Regions from separate parts of the Homo sapiens genome. Here region 1 is linked to region 2. A link is an interaction called in ENCODE POLR2A ChIA-PET data of the cell type or tissue named here. Cell type or tissue: PC-9. All regions are shown on one strand. Each heading gives the region's core, and the rest is flanking DNA. Links, peaks and the distances in the headings are about the cores only.

Region 1 (3,772 bases), core at 1,273-3,772, 440 kb after region 2:
ACTGAGAAAAATGGGGGAATTTTTGTTATGTAGCCACAGAAGTAGATTTGGCTGCCTAGGAAGAATTGATGGAACAGATATTGTAAACTGGTGGCTTAAGTTCTGTATTTTGCCCTCTAACATGTTTTTGGTTTTGGCCCAAAATGTGGTTAGTTGGTTGGTTGGTTGGTTTTAATTAGGGCTAACAATGAATATTGGGATTTTATAGTAAAATCTGGACTTTGGTTTCTTTTGAAAAATGAGATAATCCAACGACACTCACCCGACATTTCTGGACGGCACCAGTTGCCTGGAGCTGAATGGTGGCTGCCCCATTAGAAAGGCCATGGATGTGGTCTTCAGTTTGCCACAGTCCCTACCACCCTCTAAGGTATTCTTTGCAGTGATCCCAGACTGCTTCACTTAGATTCCCTGCTTGGCAGCTGTAGGCATTTGAGTTTGTTACCCTTGTCAGAAGGTGAACTGTGAGGCCAGGCGCGGTGGCTCACGCCTGTAATCCCAGCACTTTGGGAGACCAAGGCAGGCGGATCACCTAAGGTCAGGAGTTTGAGACCAGCCTGACCAACATGGAGAAACCCCGTCTCTACTAAAAATACAAAAAATTAGCCAGGCATGGTGGCGAGTGCCTGTAATCCCAGCTACTCAGGAGACTGAGGCAAGAGAATCGCTTGAACCTGGGAGGCGGAGGTTGCAGTGAGCCGAGATTGTGCCATTGCACTCCAACCTGGGCAACAAGAGCGAAACTCCGTCTCAAAAAAAAAAAAAAAAAAAGAAAGTGAACCATGAGGAGGGCCTAGGAGAAGCCAAAGGAACTAAGGAACTACACCATTTGAAAGGGAGGTGGAGGAGCTGGCCAAGAAGGCTTGAAGAGCAACCAGAGGGGCAGGAGAAAGCCAGGAGTACTCTTATGAAGAGGAGGGAATGCCGACCAGCTGAGCCTAGTGCTGCTGACTTGGTCTGACACAAAAGATGTGTCCTTTGGTCTAGTCATGTGGAGGTCATCAGAGGAGGTCATCAGTAACCTCGGTGAGAGATGCTGTATTCTCAGGGTGCTGGGTGAAAGGCTAATTGTGAGACGTTGAGGAGTGGACGGGGGTGGGGAATGGAGATAGGGTTGGAAACTTATTCCAGAAGTTTGGCTGTGAAGAGCAACTTGTGTTGAGGAACCAGAGGACTAACTCAGCATATCACCCTGGAGTGTTGATTGGACTTGAATATTTGCGCAGACTCATTATTTTCATGTGAAAATAAACCAATGATAAGACATAGATATGTCATAGATTAGCGAGCTCTCAGGATGGAGGAGAGAGAGAAGATGGAAATATTAGGTTTGGGCTAAATATTGAGGACTTTCCTTTTGCGAGGCACTGTAATCCCTTTCACATGTTGTTATCTCACATAGTCCTCAAAATGAGCCTATGGTGTGTATATCTGGAATTTTCCTCATTTTTGTGGATGAGTAAACTGAGGCTTAGAGAGGCATGGTTGCAGAGCTGGTAAGTGGTAGAGCCAGGGTTTGAATCTAGCTATCACAGTGAATGTCTGTATACTTAGCTACTTTAATTTCCCTCATAAGGATCTTCAGCTGCTTTTACTCCCTGCTGTAAGGTATCAGTATCATTTGTTGAAAAGACTTTTCTTTGCCCATTGAATTGCTGTGGCAATTTTGTTGCAATCAGTTGGCCATATAAGTGTTGGTTTATTTTTAGACTCTTTTCTGTTCCAGTGATTTGTATATCTGTCTTTTTGACAATAGCACACTGTCTGTATATTATAGCTTTATAATAAGGCTTAAAACCTGGTAATTTAAGTCCTCTAACTTAGCTCTTTTTGAAAATTGCTCTGGCCAGGTGCCATGGCTCATGCCTGTAATCCCAGCACTTTGGGAGGCTGAGGCGGGTAGATAGCTTGAGCCCAGGAATTCTAGACCAGCCTAGGTAACATGGTGAAATCCGTCTCTAAAAAAAAAAAACGAAAATTAGCTGGGCGTGGTGGCGCGTGCCTGTATTTGGGAGGTGGAGGTTGCAGTGAGCTGTGATTGTGACACTGCACTCCAGCCTGGGCAACAGAGACCCTGTCTCAAAAAAAAAAAAAAATTGCTCTGACTATTCTAGGTCATTTGCACATCCATAAATTTTAGAATTATCTTGTCAATGTCTCTGAAAGGACCCGCTGGGATTTTGGATTGTAATCGTGTTGGCTATTGTGAGACTTTTCTCAAAAAGGAATTAATGAGGCCTGGATCTCATTTCCTGTAGGCATTAAAGAAAATTCCACTAAGATGTGTGACTGTAGGCCAAAGGTCACTAACTCAGTAAGTGAGGCAGGTAAGGAAAATGAATGGAGGGGCCAGGAATGAGATGATCATGGCAGCTGATCCTGGGCCATCGTGAAGGGATAATAGGGTACAGTGAGGACTTGGCAAACACGATCTAAGGGGGTGGCCTCTTCTCAGCTTCATCCAGCGATGCCATGCAAGAACATGGGTTCAGTGTTGTCTGATCTTTCAATCAGGAGAAGTTGGAAATCCATATTTTTATGCAGTGTCCTGATTTTTTCAATTGAAATTTAATACACTGAATGGGTCAACATCTGGTGGGTAAACAGAACACTCTAGGTGAAATGTGGCCTATGGGCTGCCAGTCTGTGACCTCGGCCTTAGGCTAATCATTCTTTGGTTCACATGTTCATCATCTGTAAACATGAAGGTGTTGAAGACAGTCTCAAAGTTCTTTTTCTAGCTCAATGAGTCTAAATTTCAAAAGAGGAAAATGTCAAAATAACTCAGAGTTTGAAGAGGTAGCTGAGATCAGCAATAATGATAATATCTTAAGTTGACCAGAGCTTTACATTTGACATACCACTCTTGTGTCTGTGTCATTTAATCCTCACTTTATCTTGTGCAGGAGGCGTCAGAGTTGTTTGCCCAACCACACGGGAGTTGCAGGTTACAAAGTCACATCATCCGATTCCAGGTCCAGTGCTTTTTGTTTTTTTAGAGTCTCGCTCTGTCGCCCAGGCTGGAGTGCAATGGCGCCATCTCGGCTCACGGCAAGCTCCGCCTCCCGGGTTCATGCCATTCTCCTGCTTCAGCCTCCTGAGTAGTTGGGACTGCAGGCGCCCACCACCATGCCTGGCTAATTTTTTTGTACTTTTAGTAGAGACAGGGTTTCACCGTCTTAGCCAGGATGGTCTCGATCTCCTGACCTCGTGATCCGCCCGCCTCGGCCTCCCAAAGTTCTGGGATTTACAGGTATGAGCCACTGCTCCTGGCCTTTTTTTTGAGACAGAGTCTCACTGTGTCACCCAGGCTGTAGTACAGTGGCATGATCTTGGCTCACTGCAACCTCTGCTTCCTGGGTTCAAGCAATTCTTCTGCTTCATCCTCCCAAGTAGCTAGGATTGCAGGCATGCACCACCACAGCTGGCTAATAGTTAGTAGAGACGGGGTTTCACCGTGTTGGCCAGGCTAGCCGTGTTCTTTTTTAACAGTCTTTGAAGGCTTCGGAAATAGGTGCTTTGGGAGGGAGAGCAGTTATGGGGGATTGTGAGACGGCCTTCAGCTCAGTTGAGGGCAGGTCCCTATCTGGATTTATAACTTAGTTTGGTTGAAGTGTCAAGGCTTTTGGGTAAGAGTTGAAGCCTTTGTGAGAACTCTCTGAAGGCAGGAACTTTAGCATACATTCATCTTAGTAAGCCAGTGCCTGGCATACTACCTGACACACAGTTAAGTTTTTGTATCAGTAAATCAATGGATAAATTGATCCTTCAA
Region 2 (8,020 bases), core at 2,121-4,620:
CAGCCTCCCAAGTAGCTGGGACTACAGGCGCATGCCACCACACCCAGCTATTTTTAATTTTTTTTTTTTCTGAGACGAAGTTTCGCTATTGTCCCCCAGGGTGGGAGTGCAGTGGCATGATCTCAGCCCACTGCAACCTCCGCCTCCCGAGTTCAAGTGATTCTCGGGCCTCAGCCTCCCAAGTAGCGGGGATTTCAGGTGTGCACCACAACACCTGGCTAATTTTTTGTATTTTTAGTAGAGACAGGGTTTCACCATGTTGGCCAGGCTGGTCTCAAACTCCTGACCTCAAGTGATCCACCTGCCTTGACCCCCGCAAAGTGCTGGGATTACAGGCGTGAGCCACCGTGCCAGCCTAATTTTAAAATTTTTTTGTAGAGATGGAGTCTTGCCCTGTTGCCCAGGCTGGCTGGACTCCCCACCCCACCCCCACTTTAATCTGGCTAGGTAGAACTACCCAAAAACATGCCCAGCCCACCAGTGGCCAAGAGGGTGGGGGCCAGTCTGGCCTGTCAGACCCTCTCCCCCTGGAATATGAAGGCAGAGGAGATCAACACAAAGAACACTGGCTAGCTGCGGCTGCCTCATCCAGCACCAAATCAGTAAGAGGTTGTCCAGGGGCTCCTGCCATCCAGTTCCTAAGGAGGGCCTGGGTCCTCTTTTATGTATTTACTTATTGTTTAGAGTCAGGGTCTCTTTATCTCTCTCTGTTGCCCAAGCCAGGCTCAGACTCCGGGGCTCAAGCAATCCTTGCACCTCAGCCTCCTTAGTAGCTGGGGCTACAGGCCCATGCCAAGATATTACTTTTGTCCAAGACTTAGTTCTTTATAGTTTTCCCTGCAATTCTATGAGCTACGCTGTGTAGCTCATAATAAAATCCTCTCCAAGTTAACCAGTCACTAACTTTGTCTGTTGCGTGCAACCCAAGAGCCCTCAACTAACTTGTGGTGATAAAGGAAATAGTATAGATAGGTATTGAGTGCCTACTATGTGCCTTACAGTGTACCAATGCTGTACAATGTGATTCCATTTAATCCCAAAAACAACCCCAAGGAGGTATCATTACCTCCATTTTATTTAATTAATTAATTTATTTATTTATTTATTTATTTTTTGAGACAGAGTCTTTGGTCTGTCACCCAGGCTGGAATGCAATGGCGTGATCTCGGCTCACTGCAACCTCTGCCTCCCGGGTTCAAGCGATTCTGCTGTCTCAGCTTCCTGAGTAGCTGGGATTACAGGCACACGCCACCAGGCCCGGCTAATTTTTGTATTTTTAGTAGAGACGGGGTTTTGCCATGTTGGCCAGGCTGGTCTCGAACTCCTAGCCTCAGGTGATCCACCCACTTTGGCCTCCCAAAGTGCTGGGATTACAGGCGTGAGCCACCACGCCTGGCCATTATCTCCATTTTAAGTGTGGGAAACTGAGGCTCAGAGAGGTTAACAGCTTACTGCCCAAGGTTACAGAGCTTGAAAACAGCAGAGTCACGAGGACTCTGACCCTATTCAACAGGAAGGACAGGCTTACAGCACCTGCGAATGGAACTCAGAACCCTTGATCCCAGCCGACGCAGGTGGGTCAGTCCTACCAGAGAAGCATCAAAGGACTCAATGAGGGGCTGATCAGAGGTCCAGGGAGACCAGTGGAGGGTAGGGGGCAGGGGACGCTACTGAAGGAGAGTCTGACTCGCAGGAATACCCAACAGTCTGGGAAGTGAATTTCAAAGAAAACTCAGGAACTGGCCACCTAACAATGAATCAGTACAGCTGCCTTGGACAAGGCTTGTTGAACCTCAGCCTGCAGCAGATAGGGGCACCGGGGCACCAGCCTGCTCCTCTGCCCACAGCCTGGGAAGAAGCAGCAAATGCAGAGCAGGGAACAAGATCTAATAAAACTTCAGTCACAGGGAAATCTCACCAGCTCAGCTGAGAGCTGTGCCCTTTCCTCAAAGCAGCACTCCTCAGCCTCACTTACAGCCCAATTACTCTTGTGTTACACACAGTCCTTAGAGAGGTGGTGATGTGTCTTCAGCTCCACTCTAGATTAGACACAGCAAATCAGGTGAAGGGAAGAGAATGATTATTTGAAAACACTGGGTTGGGGCTGGGTGTAATGGCTCATGCCTGTAATCCTAGCACTTTGGGAGGCTGAGGCAGGTGGATCACTCAAGGTAAGGAGTTCAAGACCAGCCTGGCCAACATGGTGAAACCCCATCTCTACTAAAAATAGAAAAATTAGGCATGGTGGCACGTGCCTATAATCCCAGCTACCGAGGAGGCTGAGGCAGGAGAATCGCTTGAACCCGGGAGGTGGAGGTTGCAGTAAGCCAAGATCACGGCACTGCACTCCAGCCTGGGCAACAGAACGAGACTCCATCTCAAAAAAACAAACAAACAAACAAAAAAAACTGGGTGGGAAGAACTGACAAGGGACAGAATACCTGTGAAAAGCAGGCCTAGAAACCACCTCGGCACATTTAAAACAAAAGTGATTAAAGCCTAACAGACCTCAAACAACTGACTTTCCAAAGATATGCAAAGAGTTTGTTTTTTTTTTTTAATCTAAAAATAATCTTAGAGATCATTTAGGGGGAATAATGAGACTCAGAGAGTGTGGTCTGCATCAGAGGCAAGATAGAGCCCAGGTCCCTGACCCAAATGCAGCCTCTGGAAGACCCGTGGGTCAGATGTAGAGAAGCAGAACACAAACACAGCCTTGGACTATTCCATTCCCTAGAGAACAAAAGGTGGCTGGCTGCTGGCTCTACTGCCTTTCCCAAGACGCGATGGGGATTTTGAACCCAATCTACAATATTCCTTCACTTTTTTCTGAAGCTTGAGTGGAAAGAGCTGCAGAACCTGCGGAAAGTCTGTTGAGCTGTTGCAGAGCTAGTTTAGTTCTGGGGAGCATCTCCTATGAGTTAATTTGAGGACAGCTAATCAAATTTGTTAAAAAAAAAAAAAAATGAACTATCATAATCAGGAGCCCTAAGGAGAGACTCACTTGGGGCCAGTTCTTCAGGTTTCAGCCTCAGCCTGGGCTCCACGGTTGGGCTTCAGGCAGGCATGGCTAGGAGAGTTCAAGGTCAAGATCAAAGACCTGATGTGTCAAACCCTCAGAGACCACAGGACCTGATTATTTACTCACCGGCAGGTGCTAACTAAGCACTTATCCAGTACCCCACTGGGATACTGAAATGCCTAAAACACAACAGTGCCTGCCCGGAGGCAGTGAATGTGGAAGGGGAAACCTACAGGTAACAGAGAGAGAGCAAGCAGGGCTGTCACCAAAGTCAGGAGTGCCCAGGCCTCCCTGGAAGCAAACATCCCAGGGGAACTGAGAACAGCAACATGAGCCAAGGCCAGCAGAGACTTGTTCTGCTTGTTCCAGGTACTGGTTTTTTAAAAAAATCTTAATTGGTGACCAAGTTTTAAAAATCAGTAAATCTCAACAATAAAACAAATAACTCAACGTTAAAATGGACAGAAGACTGGCTGGGCACCGTGGCTCATGCCTGTAATCCCAGCACTTTGGAAGGCTGAAGAGGGCAGATCACTTGAGGTCAGGAGTTCGAGACCAGCCTGGCCACAATGGTGAAACTCTGTGTCTACTAAAAATAGAAAAAAAATTAGCCTGGTGTGGTGACACACACCTGTAGTCCCAGCTATTTGGGAGGCTGAGGCAGGAGAATTGCTTGAACCCAGGAGGTGGAGGTTGCAGTGAGCAGAGATCATGCCACTGCACTCCAGCCTGGGTAACAGGAAGACTCCATCTCAAAATAAATAAATAAATATAATGGACAAAAGACTTAAATAGACATTTCAAGTCCAAAGATGATATACAAATGGCCAACAAGCACATGAAAAGATGCTCAACATCACTAATCATCAGGGAAATGCAAATCAAAACCATAATGAGATATCACCCCACTATCCCCTCACAACCACTAAGAGAGCTACTATCAGGAAAAGAAAAACAAAACAGAAAATAAAGTGCTAGCAAGGATGTGGAGAAATTGGAACTCTTGTGCCCTGTTGGTGGGAATGTGAAATGGTGCAGCTGCTGTGGAAAACAGTATGGGTGTTCCTTAGCTAAAAGGAAAAGAATTACTGCCGGGCACGGTGGCTCGCACCTGTAATCCCAGCACTGTGGAAGGCTGAGGCGGGTGGATCACGAGGTCAGAAGATCGAGACCATCCTGGCTAACACAGTGAAACCCTGACTCTACTAAAAATACAAAAAATTAGCCAGGCGTGGTGGCAGGCGCCTGTAGTCCCAGCTACTGGGGAGGCTGAGGCAGGAGAATGGCATGAACCCGGGAGGCGGAGCTTGCAGTGAGCTGAGATCGCGCCACTGCACTCCAGCATGGGCGAAAGAGAGCAAGACTCCGTCTCGAAAAAAAAAAAGAAAAGAAAAGGACAAGAATTACTATATGATCCAGCAATTCTGCTTCTGTATATACATCCAAAAATATCGAAAGCGGGGTCTGAAAGAGATATATGTATGCCCACATTCATAGCAGCAATGTTCACAACAGCAAAAGATAGAAGCAACCCACGTGTCCATCACAGATGAATGGATAAAGACAATGTGATACAGTCCCCCCTTATCAAAGGTTTTATTTCCATGACGTCAGTTACCTGTGGTGTCAGTTACCCACAGTCAACCATAGTCTGAAAATAGGTGAGTACAGTACAGTAAGATATTTTAAGAGATCACATTCATGTAACTTTCATTACAGTATATTGTTATAATTGTTCTATTTTATTACTAGTTATTATTGCTAATCTCTTACTGTTCCTAATTCATAAATTAAACTTTATCATAGATCTGTATGTATAGGAAAAAAACATAGTATCTACAGGCTTTGCAGTTTCAGGTATCCACTGGGGATCTTGAAATGCATCCTCCAAGGATAAGGGGGACTACTGTTATCTACATACAATGGAATATGATTCAGCCTTGAAAAGAAGGGAAATTCTGACACCTGCTACAAAGTGGATGAACCTGGGGGGCATTATGCTAACTAAGTGAAATAAACCAGTCACAAAAGACAAATACTATATGCTTCTACTTACATGAGGTACCTAGAATAGTCAAATTCATAGAAACAGAAAGTAAAAAGGTGGCTGCCAGGGACTGGGGACGGGAAGTGGGGAGGTATTGTTTCATGGGTAGAGAGTTTCGGTTTTGCAAGGTGACAAAGTTCTGGTGATGGATGGTGGTAATGTCTGCACAACAGTGCGAATGTACTTAACAATACTGTACACTGAACAATGACTAAGATGGTAAGTTTTATACGTTTTTTACCAAAATAATAAAAATTTAAACCAGTCAAAAAAAATCAGGAGATTTTATATAAAAATCTAGAAATGCAGCAGGCACTCACTCATGGCAAGGATGGGCTGGGCTGAAGGCGGCCTCTCCCTTCACTCCATGACAGCCAAGTGCCCTCCAGTGTGGCCCAGGGCACTGGAGTTTGAGACCCCTGTCTGCTGTTCAGCCTGTATGGTGGAGATACAGCCATGGTCTGCCCTTCTCTGAGAGATAAGTGGTGACAAGCTACCTGAAATACACAGAGCAGCAGCTAGGCCTCCCTGAAAACCTCCGAAGTGACAGCCACCACGAATCTTCAGCTGATGCATTGCACAAACACTGTCCTCTTGGCGAGAGTGCAGGATGGAATTACACCAGTCACCAGAGGCACGTTAGGCTGACTCTCCTCCCTGTCTGGGGCTCCTAGCACCCAATACCAAGTAAGGATTTCAAAACACATCCCTGGCTTCTTGCTGCTCCCAGCAGGAGGCTAGAGGTCCAGCCGCAGGCAGCCAGCCCCAGGCATAACTGCTCCCTCCACATTCCTACCCATGCTCTCAGCAGAAAGGCTGCTCAGTCAGCATGTCCCAGCAAAAGATCAGAGAGTGGGGAAAGGTTCCAATTCCTGGGGGCTCAAGAAGGCAGGACAGCAACTTTGTATATTTTATGTATGTATGTATGTATGTATGCATGCATGTATGTATGTATGTATGTATGTATGTATTGAGACAGAGTCTCACTCTGTCGCCTACACTGGAGGGCAGTGGCGTGATCTCGGCTCACTGCAAGCTCCACCTCCTGGGTTCAGGCAATTCTCCTGCCTCAGCCCCTGAGTAGCTGGGACTACAGGCGCCTGCCACCACACCCAGCTAATTTTTGTATTTTTAGTAGAGACCGGGTTTCACCATGGTGGCCAGGCAGGTCTCGAACTCCTGGCCCCAACTGATCCGCCTGCTTCGGCCTCCCAAAGTCCTGGGAGCCACCGCACGCGGCCAGAACAGCCATTTTGGAACAAACTCTAGTAGACTCCTTGGTGTCATCCTTCATTCCTTCCCTTCTCTCACATCCAAACCACCAAAACCAGAAGCCACCCTCAGACAAGCCCACCCTTGCCATAAGTGAGTGCCTGCTGCGTATCTAGATTTTTATGTAAAATCGCCTGAATTGGAACCTTTCCCCACTACTGGCTCCTCCTTCAAAATATATCCAGAATCCAACCACTTCTTCACCATCCCCAGCGCCACCACCCAGGTCCAAGCCATCATCCTCTCTTGCCAGGTCCCTGAAGCTAGAATGCTCCCGATAAGATGGAAATCAGGTAACGATACTCCTCTCAAAACCCTGCAAAGTAAAAGCGAAAGCTCTCAAAAATGGCCTGTGAGCCCTCTACAGACCCCACTGCCGAACCTCATCCTGTCACTCCACCTGGTGCCTGCTGAGCCAGCCTTCGCACCATCCTCTCTGCTCTTCCATCATGCCCTTGGCACCTGCGAGTCCCTCTTCCCCCAATACCGAAAATGGCCTGCTTCCTCCCCTCCTCAGCGATTCCTTCAGTGAGGACTTTTCTGGCTGCCCTATACAAACTTTTGTGCACACACCTTTCTTGCCTGTTTCTCCTTAGCTCTTCTCTTTTTGGGGGGAGAAGGGGGAGGCAGGGTCTTGCTTTGTCACCCAGGCTAGAGTGCAGTGGCACAATTGTACCTCACTGCAGCCTTGACCTCCTGGGCTCAAATGATCCTCCTGAGTAGCTAAGACCACAGACATGCACCATCGTGCCTGGCTAATTTTATTTTTTATTTTTGTAGAGATGGGGTCTCACTATATTGCCCAGGCTGGTCTGGAGCTCCCAGCCTCAAGCAATCCTCCCACCTCAGCCCCCCAAAATTCTGGGATTACAGGTGTAAGCCACAGTGCCTGGCCTTCCTTAGCTCTTGTACCCATATATCATACTAGTCAACATCTATCTTGCTTACTGTCTGCCCCCTCCCACATCAGAATTTGAGCTCCTAAGGGTTTTGAAAGAGTCTCTGCTGGTTTTATTCCCAGCTCTATCCCCAGCACCCGGCATGGTGTCTGGCACAAAGTAGGAGTATACTACTTTTGTCAAAGACATAAATAAAGGTCAAGTTGAAGTCAACTCCATCTGTGGTCAGGGCTGCCCTGCCCTCACCTTCTGTTTCACTGAATGTGTTTCCTCCCCTCTCACCCATCTGGTATGCATTGCCACACAGGGGCCAGTGAGTTCTTACCAGCAGCCTGCACCAGATGTACACGGGTGGCATCTCTCTCCAGCAATAGGCCCCATGCCCTGAAGAAGCTTACAACCTACAGTGTACTAATATTTGCAATCTGCTGGTATTTTTAACATGGGTTTACAGAGTATAAACCCCAGGGAAGGCCACAGACCCTGGCTTCCAGTAATCTGAGAGCAGTTTCCAGCACCTCATACCCTGAATGGAACCAGCCCAAGGGCCCTCAACTTCACACAGAAGATGTGGGAGCAGGCCTCAGCCATTCCAAAGAGGCTTTTCCTCAGTACCTACTAGGCCTAAACACAACCACCCCAATCAGCTCTGGCAGGGCAGCTAGGGCCTTATCTGACGTGGCAGAAAGATCTGCACACTTAAGGGGCAAGAATTAAGAAGTTTCTGGGTTAGGAGTGAAGGAAGGCTAGATAAGTAATTCTGCCACTGAGCCGTTCACA

What was found. ChIA-PET counts read pairs that join two places held together with the same protein. Peaks named below come from ENCODE experiments on the same cell type or tissue, not always from the same donor. Only the 100,000 strongest peaks of a DNase experiment are listed, where the experiment ranks them.
Region 1: POLR2A ChIA-PET joins it to region 2 with 5 read pairs; 2 of 35 experiments call an interaction of 5 or more read pairs at or near these places.

Annotation. Positions count from the first base shown.
Region 1 is chr15:90,534,410-90,538,181 of GRCh38, forward strand. The region is part of intron 1 of CRTC3 (CREB regulated transcription coactivator 3); the gene reads left to right. Among named protein-coding and RNA genes, the nearest start is that of CRTC3, 6.4 kb to the left of the region's middle. In PC-9, for the core only: no CTCF peak of the experiment used is centred there; no DNase peak of the experiment used is centred there.
Region 2 is chr15:90,092,522-90,100,541 of GRCh38, forward strand. The region is part of intron 1 of IDH2 (isocitrate dehydrogenase (NADP(+)) 2); the gene reads right to left. Among named protein-coding and RNA genes, the nearest start is that of IDH2-DT, 5.6 kb to the right of the region's middle. RefSeq lists an enhancer at 2,905-3,429. In PC-9, for the core only: no CTCF peak of the experiment used is centred there; a DNase peak (open chromatin) is centred at 3,230; H3K27ac peaks cover 784 bases.